2 separate regions of the Homo sapiens genome follow, and region 1 is linked to region 2. The links are chromatin contacts, found by Hi-C or POLR2A ChIA-PET in ENCODE. All regions are on one chromosome and are shown on one strand. Each heading gives the region's core, a stretch centred on a gene start or an enhancer-like site at or near the end of the contact. The rest is flanking DNA. Distances are from core to core; before and after follow the strand shown. Region 1 overlaps LOC124900479 (a long non-coding RNA gene). Region 2 overlaps NFAM1 (NFAT activating protein with ITAM motif 1).

Evidence for each region. A loop is a pair of places that touch in the nucleus more often than their neighbours do. ChIA-PET counts read pairs that join two places held with the same protein, here RNA polymerase II (POLR2A). Pooled maps may share reads with other maps.
Region 1: a pooled map shows a loop between it and region 2 (2.5-fold over the local background). The contact joins two enhancer-like sites. A Hi-C loop is called at or near these places in 2 of 50 pooled maps. POLR2A ChIA-PET finds 5 or more read pairs at or near these places in 2 of 52 experiments (IMR-90 and endothelial cell of umbilical vein).

The regions. Positions count from the first base shown.
Region 1 is chr22:42,533,581-42,538,738 of GRCh38, forward strand. The region is part of intron 2 of LOC124900479 (a long non-coding RNA gene); the gene reads left to right. Among named protein-coding and RNA genes, the nearest start is that of RRP7A, 16 kb to the left of the region's middle. RefSeq lists enhancers at 1-33, 1-326, 327-827. Within about 2 kb of position 3,696, at least 5 of the 41 ENCODE cell types and tissues checked have a DNase peak (open chromatin) inside an H3K27ac peak, as active enhancers do.
Region 2 is chr22:42,416,648-42,421,889 of GRCh38, forward strand. The region is part of intron 1 of NFAM1 (NFAT activating protein with ITAM motif 1); the gene reads right to left. Among named protein-coding and RNA genes, the nearest start is that of NFAM1, 13 kb to the right of the region's middle. RefSeq lists an enhancer at 2,736-2,855. Within about 2 kb of position 2,376, at least 5 of the 41 ENCODE cell types and tissues checked have a DNase peak (open chromatin) inside an H3K27ac peak, as active enhancers do.

The DNA of each region.
Region 1 (5,158 bases), core at 2,446-4,945, 120 kb after region 2:
GTATCCAATAAATAACAGTGCAGCCAGGCATTTGGGGCCACTACCGATCTCCCCGTCTTGGTGGTAGTGGTCCCCTGGGCCCAGCTGTCTTTTCGTTTATCTCTTTGTCTTGTGTCTTTATTTCTACCATCTCTCGTCTCCTCACATGGGGAGAAAAACCCACAGACCCTGTAAGGCTGGCCCCTACAGGTGTGACCTCATCTGAACTTGATTACAACTGCAAAGACCCTATTTCCAAATAAGGTCACATTCATGGGTACCAGGTAGCCATGAATTTCTTGGGGGCGCTTTCCAACTCAGAGCACCTGCCGTTCCCTAGGCCTCCTCCCTGGCCCAGCCTCCCCCACCTACCCTCATCCGCTCTCTTTGAGCTCCGCGAACCCGGAGCCACCTTCCTAGACCCGCTTTGCTTGATCATGATTCTGCATGTGAGCTGCCCTCCTCCCCATCACCTGCCAGCTCTCCCCCAGCCTGTGATGGCAACTGGACCCATTTTTACCCATACACAGTTTCAAAGCAGACTGAATGCAGTTAAAATTCTCCAGATACTTCCTTTCAGGTCCACATCCCTCTGTAAGTGTTCATCTTAGAAACCCTGGGTAGAGTCTGAGTTTTGTTTTGTTTTATTTTGTTTTGTTGGTTTGTCTTTTTTTCTTTTCTTTTTTTTTTTTTTTTTACATAGAGTCTCAGGCTCAAGTGCAGTGGTGTGATCATGGCTCACTATAGCCCTGACCTCCTTGGCTCAAGTGATCCTCCTGTCTCAGCCTCCTAAATAGCTGGGGTTACAGGCACCTGCCACCATGCCCGGCTAATTATTATTATTATTATTTTTTGTAGAGACAGCGTTTCACCATGTTGGCCAGGCTGGTCTCAAACTCCTAGGCTCAAGAGATCCACCTCCTCAGAATCCCAAAGTGCTGGGATTACAGGCATGAGCCACCATGCCTGGCCTTGATCTTTATACCAGCTAATTGGCATACACACAAGCTCATGCTATGAAATGGTATTTCACACTGTGTGCTGCTTTGCCTTGGGCTCCCTAAAACTTCATCACCCCCCAGCGGACTCTCACTGCTGTGGCCTGTGGCCCTACTCAAGGAGCTCAAGGAGGCCACTAGCCATTTGGAGAAGGAGGTAGTTGGGGCCCTGAAAGTTTACAGGACTTCCTCAAGGCCACAGCAGGTGTGTGAGAAAAGGAAGATGGCCAGCCTGCCTCCACTTCTCTTTCCAATCTCCCACTTTGCCTGAGCTAAGCTCAAGCTCAGGGCCACCCACGTCTTGGAAGGGCTTCCTACCAGCTGGTCTTGTGAGATGAGAGCTGCCCTGCATATCATGCTTGTCATCGCCAAGGACCCCAAGCTCCAGTTAGCTCAAGTCCTAGAGAATGTGCCAGCTACATAGAGCTATGCAGAGCATGGCCCTGGGGATGCGGGATGTTATTGCCCTTGGGTTGGGAAGGAGAGATGAGAGGGAGAATTGGCTGGATCTTAAAATTGTGTTGCACCCCTTCAAACACTCTACCATCTTTGCCTCTGTAGTTCAATATTAGTCTGTTCCTATCTTCTAAACTTGCAAATGAACTTGCATGGCAATAAATCTCTGCACACTCAAAGCCATGATTTCCTCAGCAGGTGGATGCAGAATGCTCGGAGACCTATAATAATCAGCCTTTGGCAACAAGCACTTTTTCTTCTGACTCATTATTGCCGCGTTTTAAGAGGAGAAGGGAGCAACTGCTCTCACGGGGCTACAGAGACACGGAAACACGCTGGGGAGGCTGCTCTGTCACCAGGAAAGACAATGGAATCCATTTAAAATGTCTTATTTTCCCTTGCTCTGCCAAGCAAAAGCATCAGAACCCTTTGGGGAATTCACTTTACAAGGAAACAAAATGAGGCCCCGCATCTGCAGCCTGGCCCTCCCCGCCACCTGCACCCCTTCCTCTGAGGTCCCCGGCTCTGCAGGGGCCGAGCGGGCGGCACCCGCTCCTGGTGGTGGCATTGTTGGGACCCGCTCACAAAACACAGTTGTTCTCTGCAATGGCTCATTTCCCTTTCTGAGACTTTTTGTTTGTTTGTTTGTTTTGAGACAGAGTCTTGCTCTATTGCCCAGGCTGGAGTGCAATGGCACAATCTGGGCTCATTGCAACCTCCGCCTCCCGGGTTCAAGCAATTCTCATGCCTCAGCCCCCCGAGTAGCTGGGATTACAGTTGTGCATCACCATGTTGGGTAATTTATGTATTTTTAGTAGAGACAGGGTTTCACTATGTTGGCCAGGCTGGTCTCGAACTCCTGCCCTCAAGCGATATGCATGCCTCAGCCTCCCAAAGTGCTGGGATTACAGGCAGGAGAATCACTGGAACCTGGGAGGCGGAGGTTGCAGTGGGCCGGGATCATGCCACTGCACTCCAGCCTGTGTGACAGAGGGAGACTCTCTCTCTCAAAAAAAAAAATTTCCTCTTCCTCCAAGGTTTAAAAATCATATAAATGTACCTTCCTCTCAATTATGCTGTGAACTTAAAACTGTTTCCCCAAAATAGTCTTTTAAAAAAAATCAAGAATACAATAGGCATGGTCTAGAAGAAAAATGTACAGGTTGCAGGCAGGAGACACCAAGCAAATCATTTCATATCTGGAGGCCTTCATTTATTGCTCCACAAGGTTAAGAGTTCAACTCACACCGGGGTCTATGAGCTAACCTTTCACCAGGGCATTCTGTTCAAACCTTGGGCCTCACTTCGTAAAAGTCCAGGAAATTACTCTCCCTTTCTGTTTGCACTCGGCCTCATGCCATGGGCCTCCTGGGCAGGTGCACTGCTGCTCCACCGGTGCTCAACACATTTTTGCTAAAGGAATGGATGACCCCAGAAAACACATACAAGCTGGGCACAATGGCATGTGTCTGTAATCCCAGCTACTTGGGAGGCTGGGGTGGGGGATCGCTCAACGCCAGGAGTTGAGGCTGCAGTGGGCTGGGATCGCACCTATGAATAGCCCCTGCCCTCCAACCTGGGCAATGCAGCAAGACCCTGTCTCTAAAAATTAAAAAAAGACAAAATAATAACAATAAACATACGAATAACTATGGCCGGGCACGGTGAAACCCCGTCTCTACTACAAATACCAAAAATTAGCCACGTGTGGTGGCGGCTGCCTGTAGTCCCAGCTACTCTGGAGGCTGAAGCAGGAGAATGGCGTGAACCCAGGAGGCAGAACTGGAGTGAGCCGAGATGGCGCCACTGCACTCTAGCCTGGGCGACAGAGCAAGACTCCCATCCCAGCACTTTGGCAGGCCGAGGCGGGCAGATCACCAGCTCAGAAGATCGAGACCATCCTGGTTAACACGGTAAAACCCCGTCTCTACTAAAAAAAACAAAAAATTAGCTGTGCATGGTGGCGGGCGCCTGTAGTCCCAGCTACTCCGGAGGCTGAGGCAGGAGAATGGCATGAACCCGGGAGGCGGAGCTTGTAGTGAGCCGAGATCGCACCACTGCACTCCAGCCTGGCCAACAGAGCAAGACTCTGTCTCAAAAAAATAAAACAAACAAACAAAAAAAAAGAAATTGTACCAGCTTCTGAGAATCATCAAAGGTAGCAGAGGAGGGCCAAGTCAAAGCCACAGAGTGTAGAAGCCTCAAGATGAAGTTCAAAGCCATACAGTCCTAAGGAATGCTAGGAGTCGGTAACACAGCAAGTTAATATCTTTGGGTAGACACGTGCAGCTACAGCTGTGGAATAAATTTCCTCCTGAGAGTGAAACTCTACAGTGCACACCACCTACAGTGCATTGAAGCAGACATTATGCAAACACTTCAAGAGAAAGGACACTTGGTCTCGGACCAGCGAAGCCCGTGGGCCCTCGGTGTGATAGTCTCAATGTATCTGTAAGAAGAGTAGGTCAGTGGCTGGTCAGCATCAGATAAAACAGTCAACAAAGCCAGCTCTGGCTGTGCCCATAGCTCACGGCAACTCACTTCCTCCAGCTGCTCAGGCCAACACCCGTGCGTCATCCCTGACTCCTCCCACTCTCACAACACCCAGCAGCAAATCCTGTTGGCTCCACTTCAAAATGGATTCTGGGCCCAGTGCTGTGGTTCACCCCTATAATCTCAGTACTTTGAGGGGCCGAGGAGGGTGGATCACTTGAGGTCAGGAGTTTGAAACCAGCCCGGCCAACATGATGAAACCCCGTCTCTACTAAAAATACAAAAACTTAGCCGGGTGTGATGGTGGGCGCCTGTAATCCCAGCTACTCGGGAGGCTGAGGTAGGAGAATGGCTTGAACCCAGGAGGCGGAGGTTGCAGTGAGCTGAGATCGTGCCATTGCACTCCACCCTGGGCAACATGAGTGAAACTCTGATTCAATAAATAAATAACCACATCGTTTCTATTTGATGTTCTCTCTGGATGTGTATAATGAAATTTCCCTTTTTCCTAAGGACACCTGTCATATTGGAATATGGCCTAGCCTGATATCTTGATTTTAACTTGTTCACCTCTGAGAAGAACCTATCTCCAAATAAGATGACATTCTGAGGTAGTAGGAGTTGGAACTTCAACATGTGAATTTGGTGGGGAGAACGAGTCATGATTCAATCCATTACAGTCCTACCGAATTGTGAGCTAACAATGGGTGTTATTTGAAGCTACTGAATTTGGTGTAATGGTGTGTGCCTGTAGTCCCAGCTACTCAGGAGGCTGAGGCAAGAGGATGGCTTGAGCCCAGGAGTTCAAGGCTGCAGTGAGCCATGACTGCTCCACGGCACCCTAGCCTGGGTGATCTTGTCTCAAAAACAAAACAAAACAAACCACCACCACCACCCACAACAAAAAACAGCTGGGCGCCGTGGCTCACGCCTGTAATCCCAGCAATTTGGACACCAAGGTGGACAGATCACGAGGTCAGGAGTTCAAGACCAGCCTGGACAACATGGTGAAACCCCGTCTCTACTAAAAAATACAAAAGGCCAGGCGCAGTGGCTCATGTCTGTAATCCCAGCACTTTGGGATGCCAAGGCGGGCGGATCATGAGGTCAGGAGATCAAGACCATCCTGGCTAACATGGTGAAACCCCGTCTCTACTAAAAATACAAAAAATTAGCCAGGCATGGTGGTGGGTGCCTGTAATCCCAGCTACCTAGGAGGCTGAGGCAGGAGA
Region 2 (5,242 bases), core at 1,126-3,625:
CCTGCCCCGGGGGTGCCTGCTTCTCACCCCAGGCTGAGAGGGGCTTTAGCGGGACCCTGGCTGAACTTGAGCAGTATTCCCTGAGTGAGGGCACTCGGCCGCTATCTATCTCATGCCAGGGCGTGGTGTGGCTGCATCATGCTTTGTCCCTTTTCTGGCAAAGGCAGTATGTCCCCATGGGATAACGTGGTCCGGGGCAGTGAGCTGGCTGAGTGTCCTTCTAGACTGGCTCATGCAGCTGCCTAGAGGGGCCCACGGCCTGGAGAGGAAGACCAGGGTGGATACCAGACGCCGGGGGCTGAGGAGGGAGTGAGAGCCACAGAATTCCAGTTAGCAATCCCCCACTTCCGTGGGGGCCCCAACGGACTCCACGCAACACCGCAAGCACGCAGAGCCCAGGGCCAGCCTCCCCCGCACCTGACAAGGCAGGTCTTTTCTGCCTCCACCCAGGTTGACCGGTGGGGACGGACAAGGAAGGGGTCTGGGTGGGAAAGAGAAGAGGCACCTCGCCCCTCACCCTCACACAGGCTTCAGGTGGCCTGGGGAACCACTTCAGCTTTAGAGTTTGAAGTTTTGTCTGTTACACAGGGTTAGAGATGTGAAGAACTGGGACGCATTTGTGACTTTCGGTGACCATAGAACTTTGACTTAGAGTGACCAGAGGAGCTGAGTTTTGCCAGGAGAAATCCCCCAGCACCAAGGGGCCTAGAGGGCCCAGGAGCTGCTCCCAGCTGCTTTTCTGGTTATTCTCCAGGTCCCATGGGATCTGGGGCAGGCAGAGCTGGAACAGGTCCTGGGGCGCAGGGAGGAAACGTCTCAAGGAGCCCCAGGTGTTTTCTGTGCAGGGAACGGATTTGAGAACTTCCCTTCCACTTAGAGAGTTTAGGAGGATTTGAGATTTGCCCTGTGGAGAGCGGGGCCTGGAGGTGGCTGCAAGGAGCACCCCTGAGGCTCAGGGAGGGCAGAGTTGGGGCAGAGAGTGAGGAGGGGCTGGTGAGGACCTGAACTCTCCTGCCTGGCCTGCCCTGCTGCAGGGGCAGGGAGTTTGGCCCAGGGGGAGTTTTCTGAACAGGAGCTTCTTGAACCTGCTGAATGTGGATAGGATGGTGCAGGGAGAGGGGAGAGGGCACCCATAGTGAGGACCATGGGGGAGGAGGGGTGGAGCAGGAGGGCAGCAGGGCCATCAGAGGCAGGGTTGCCACACGGTGTCTGGGAGGGCCCCCGCCCCGTCCCCGGGCTTGGCTGTTTGTTTTGAGTCTTCAACTCCTCTCCTGTGCCTCCCCACCCCCACAGAACTGCAAGCGCAGACATCTCATCTGGGCAGCGCCGTGGATCCCTGCTTAGTCTGCCCACCCTGCTTTACAGGAGACTGTGTTTTGGGGGGTGACACACCCTCCATCCCTCACTTCTCTGCAGCTCCAGGGAAGTCCCTCCCACACTGTGAGGAAGCCTTGGGCCTGGCCAGAAATAGGGGCGATGAGCGGGGGCGTTTGGGAAAAGCCCAGGTTCTGGAGGCAACAGGCCTGGATGCGGCTCCTGGCTCTGCCACTTCAAGGCTGTGCAACTTGGGCAGCTGGCTTTACTTCTCTGACCTCAGTGTCTCCCCACAACACAGGGGGAGCAACAATGCCAGCCTTAAGGGGTTGTGGTGGGATTAATTGGGACCTGGAACCCAGCTACTTGCCACGGGCCAGGCTGCCTTTCCCCAGGGACAAGAATGAGACAGGGAGTCCTCCTTGGGGATCTACAAAGGCAAATCCCAGCTGGGTGTGGTGGCTCATGCCTATTAACCCCAGCACTTTGGGAGGCCGAGGCAGGCAGATCACATGAGGTCAGAAGTTCAAGACCAGCCTGGCCAACATGGTGAAACCCCTTCTATACTAAAAATACAAAAAAGTATCTGGGTGTAGTGGCACAAGCCTATAGTCTCAGATACTTGGGAGGGTAAGGCAAGAGAATCGCTTGAACCCAGGAGGCGGAGATTGCAGTGAGCCGAGATCGCACTGCTACACTCCAGCCTGGGTGACAAGAGCTATCTCTGTTTTTTTTTTTTTTAAAAGGCAAATGCCAGCCCTATACCCTTCTGCCGGGTTAAATGACATGCCCTCAGTGCAGGGCACATAGGCCCTGATGGTCCAGGCACAGAAGGACCCCCAGGGGTCTTTCCCTGACCCAGACTTGGGCACTGTCCCTGTCCCGGGCGCTGGCCTGGCCTGGCTGAAGGCCCCTCAGGGGTGTGGTGTGTGCAGGGCTGGGGGCATGAACAGCCCTCTGCCTTCAGCCTCCAGCTGCTCTTCTCCCACCCTTGTTGGGAAAGAGTTTGTCAACCGCCCACGGGTGCCTGAGTCCTTCCTTTTCCGGTTCTTCTTATGAATCTGTGGCTGCTTGAACTTGGAGTTTGAGAGCTGGGCGGAGTTGCTATCCTCCCACACCTGGCGCGGGGACCACATGCCGAGTGAGTCCCTGGCGGGGTGTGCCCCCACGTGTTTGTGTGCCCACCTGGCAGCTTTCCTGTGGATCACTGATGTTCAGGATCAGACCTGCCCACCACCTGCACAACGCCCCCATCCCTCCAACTCAACAGCTCCCATCCAGTCCCCTCTCCTGCCCAACCAGGGCTGTCTCTGTGGCTCTGAGTCCCCAGCGATCCACAAACTCATCCTGCTCCTGCCCTGCCTGAACCGGCAGGGGCTCCCTGCTGGAGGAGACCCAGGAAGGAGTCTGAAATCAATTTACGGGGTCAAGACAAGCAATTAAAAAAAATAGAACATGAAGCATTTCATGCGTAGTAAGGGCACTGTTTGCGACCTTCTAGTTTCAGTTATATTCATACAATTGGGTTCAGACAGGGTCACGCTAAAACATGCATCTCTTAACTTTGGGCCACTGCTAAGAAAAATGGAAAGTCCCTGGCTTGGAGGATCCAGTTCTTGCCTCCCAGGACCTGCACAGCCCCGCTCAGCTGCTCTCTGGCCCTCACTCGCCCACTCCTGCGTAGACGTCAGCCTGCCACACTCCGGCGCCTTCGCCCGTGCTGTTCCGGCTGTGCGGAATGTCCTACCCATTCCTTCCTCTCCTGGGCTTTGGGGTCCCCCTCTGTCTCCAGGACATGCTCACTTCCTCCCTGAGCCACTCCTGGGTGTCTGGCTGCCCCGCACAGCACAGACTCTCAGGCGTCACTGTTAAGCCATGTGATCAGAAGAGCCAATGTCCCCTGGGTTTGGTTTCACCTTTTGCAGATGACAAAACTGAGGCTCAGAGAAGGCAAGAGGTTTGCCCAAATTGCAGTGGTAGACATGGGATTTTAAGCTGGGTCCCTTTGAGTCTGTAATCCCACTCTTGGTTTTTTTTTTTTTTTTTTTTTTTTTTTTTTTTTTTTCTGAGGCAGAATTTTGCTCTTGTACCCAGGCTCGAGTGAAATGGCACGATCTCGGCTCACTACAACCTCCACCTCCCCGGTTCAAGCAATTCTCCTGCCTCAGCTTCCCAAGTTGCTAGGATTACAGGCATGCGCCACCTCGCCTGGCTAATTTTGTATTTTTAGTAGAGGTGGGGTTTCACCATGTTGGCCAGGCTAGTCTCGAACTCCTGAACTTGGGTGATTTCTTGAGCTCAGGACTTTAAGATCAGCCTGCAGAATATAGTGAGACCCCATCTCTACTCAATAAATAAATAAATTAGCCAGGCATGATGGCATGCCTGTAGTCCTAGCTACTCAGGAGGCTGAGGCAGGAGGATCACCTGAGCCTGGGAGTTCGAAGCTGCAATGAATTATGATCATGCCACTGCACTCCAGCCTGGGTGACAAAGAGAGACCCTCTCTCAAAAAACAAACAGGCTGGGTGCAGTGGGTCACGCCTGTAATCCCAGCACTTTGGGAGGCCAAGGCAGGTGGATCACTAGAGGTCAGGAGTTCAAGACCAGCCTGGCCAACACGGTGAAACACTGTCTCTACTAAAAATACAAAAATTAGCCGGGTATGGTGGCAGGCGCCTGTGATCCCAGCTACTCGGGAGGCTGAGGCAAGAGAATCGCTTGAACCCAGAAGGCAGAGGTTGCAGTGAGCCGAGATCACGCACGCCACTGCACTCCAGCCTGTGTGACAGAGCGAGACTCTGTCACAAACAAACAAACAAACAAACTCCTCAAAGCAAGAAAAGAAAACATTCTCAAAGGAAAGAAATATACTTCTTTAAAGGGAGTCAAAAATTCAGAGGCTGTTTCCTTAAACTTGGGTCATCTAATAGGTAGACAGGGCCAGCAATAGGTAGGGGCCTGGGGACAATGGTAGTCAGAAATGGCCCTGCAGCACTGGGGGACTGTTATTGTCACCTCAGCTCAAGCACAGCCTGTGGCTCCCAAAACAGGAGTGACCCCCGAGCCCTCTACAGGCTGGCCCTGTGACAAAGCCAGTGCTGCAGAGGGCCAGATGGCATCCCTGTTCTGCAGCAGGGGCGGACATTTTGGGAAAGGAATGCACCGTGGAAAACTTGGTATGCTCTTATTGAAAATGCTCCCATGGGCTAGGCGCAGTGGCTCACGCCTGTAATCCCAGCACTCTGGGAGCGTGAGGTGGGTGGATCTCCTGAGGTCAGGAGTTTGAGACCAGCCTGGCCAACATGGTGAAACCCCGTCTCTGTTAAAAATACAAAAATTAGCCAGGTGTGGTGGGGTGGTGGGCACCTGTAATCCCAGCTACTCGGGAGGCTGAGGCAGGAACCTGGGAGGCAGAGGTTGCGGTGAGCCGAGATCGCATCATTGCACTCCAGCCTGGGCAGTAAGAGTGAAACTCTGTCTCAAAAAAAAAAAAAAAAGAAAAGAAAAAGAGAAGAAAAGAAGAAAATGCTTCTGTGGCTTCCTCTCACCCCCAGAATCTGCCACCCACAATCTCCCCCGTCCCTCACACTCTGCTCCAGCTGCTGAGGCTCCTCCCACCACCAAGTCATGGGCCAGGGCTTTGGTCCCGGCTCCCCACTGCATGGAACTCAATCCCTTCTATGGCATCAAGCGCGCGTTGTCAGTCAAGGGCGTGAGGACCCAGACAACGCTGATCAAAGGTATCCATCCCAAGTTAGGTCGATTTTAAAGGAAAACACTTTGATTCCCCAGGTACAGAAGAAAGCAGTTCCCACAGTCTTTATTTTAGGCATGGGGTTTGCCCTCCAATTTAATTCTGGCATCTCTCAGAGCTGTGCCTTTTTAAAGGCCCATCTGAAAGGCTGCGATCGGGGCTCTCAGAGCC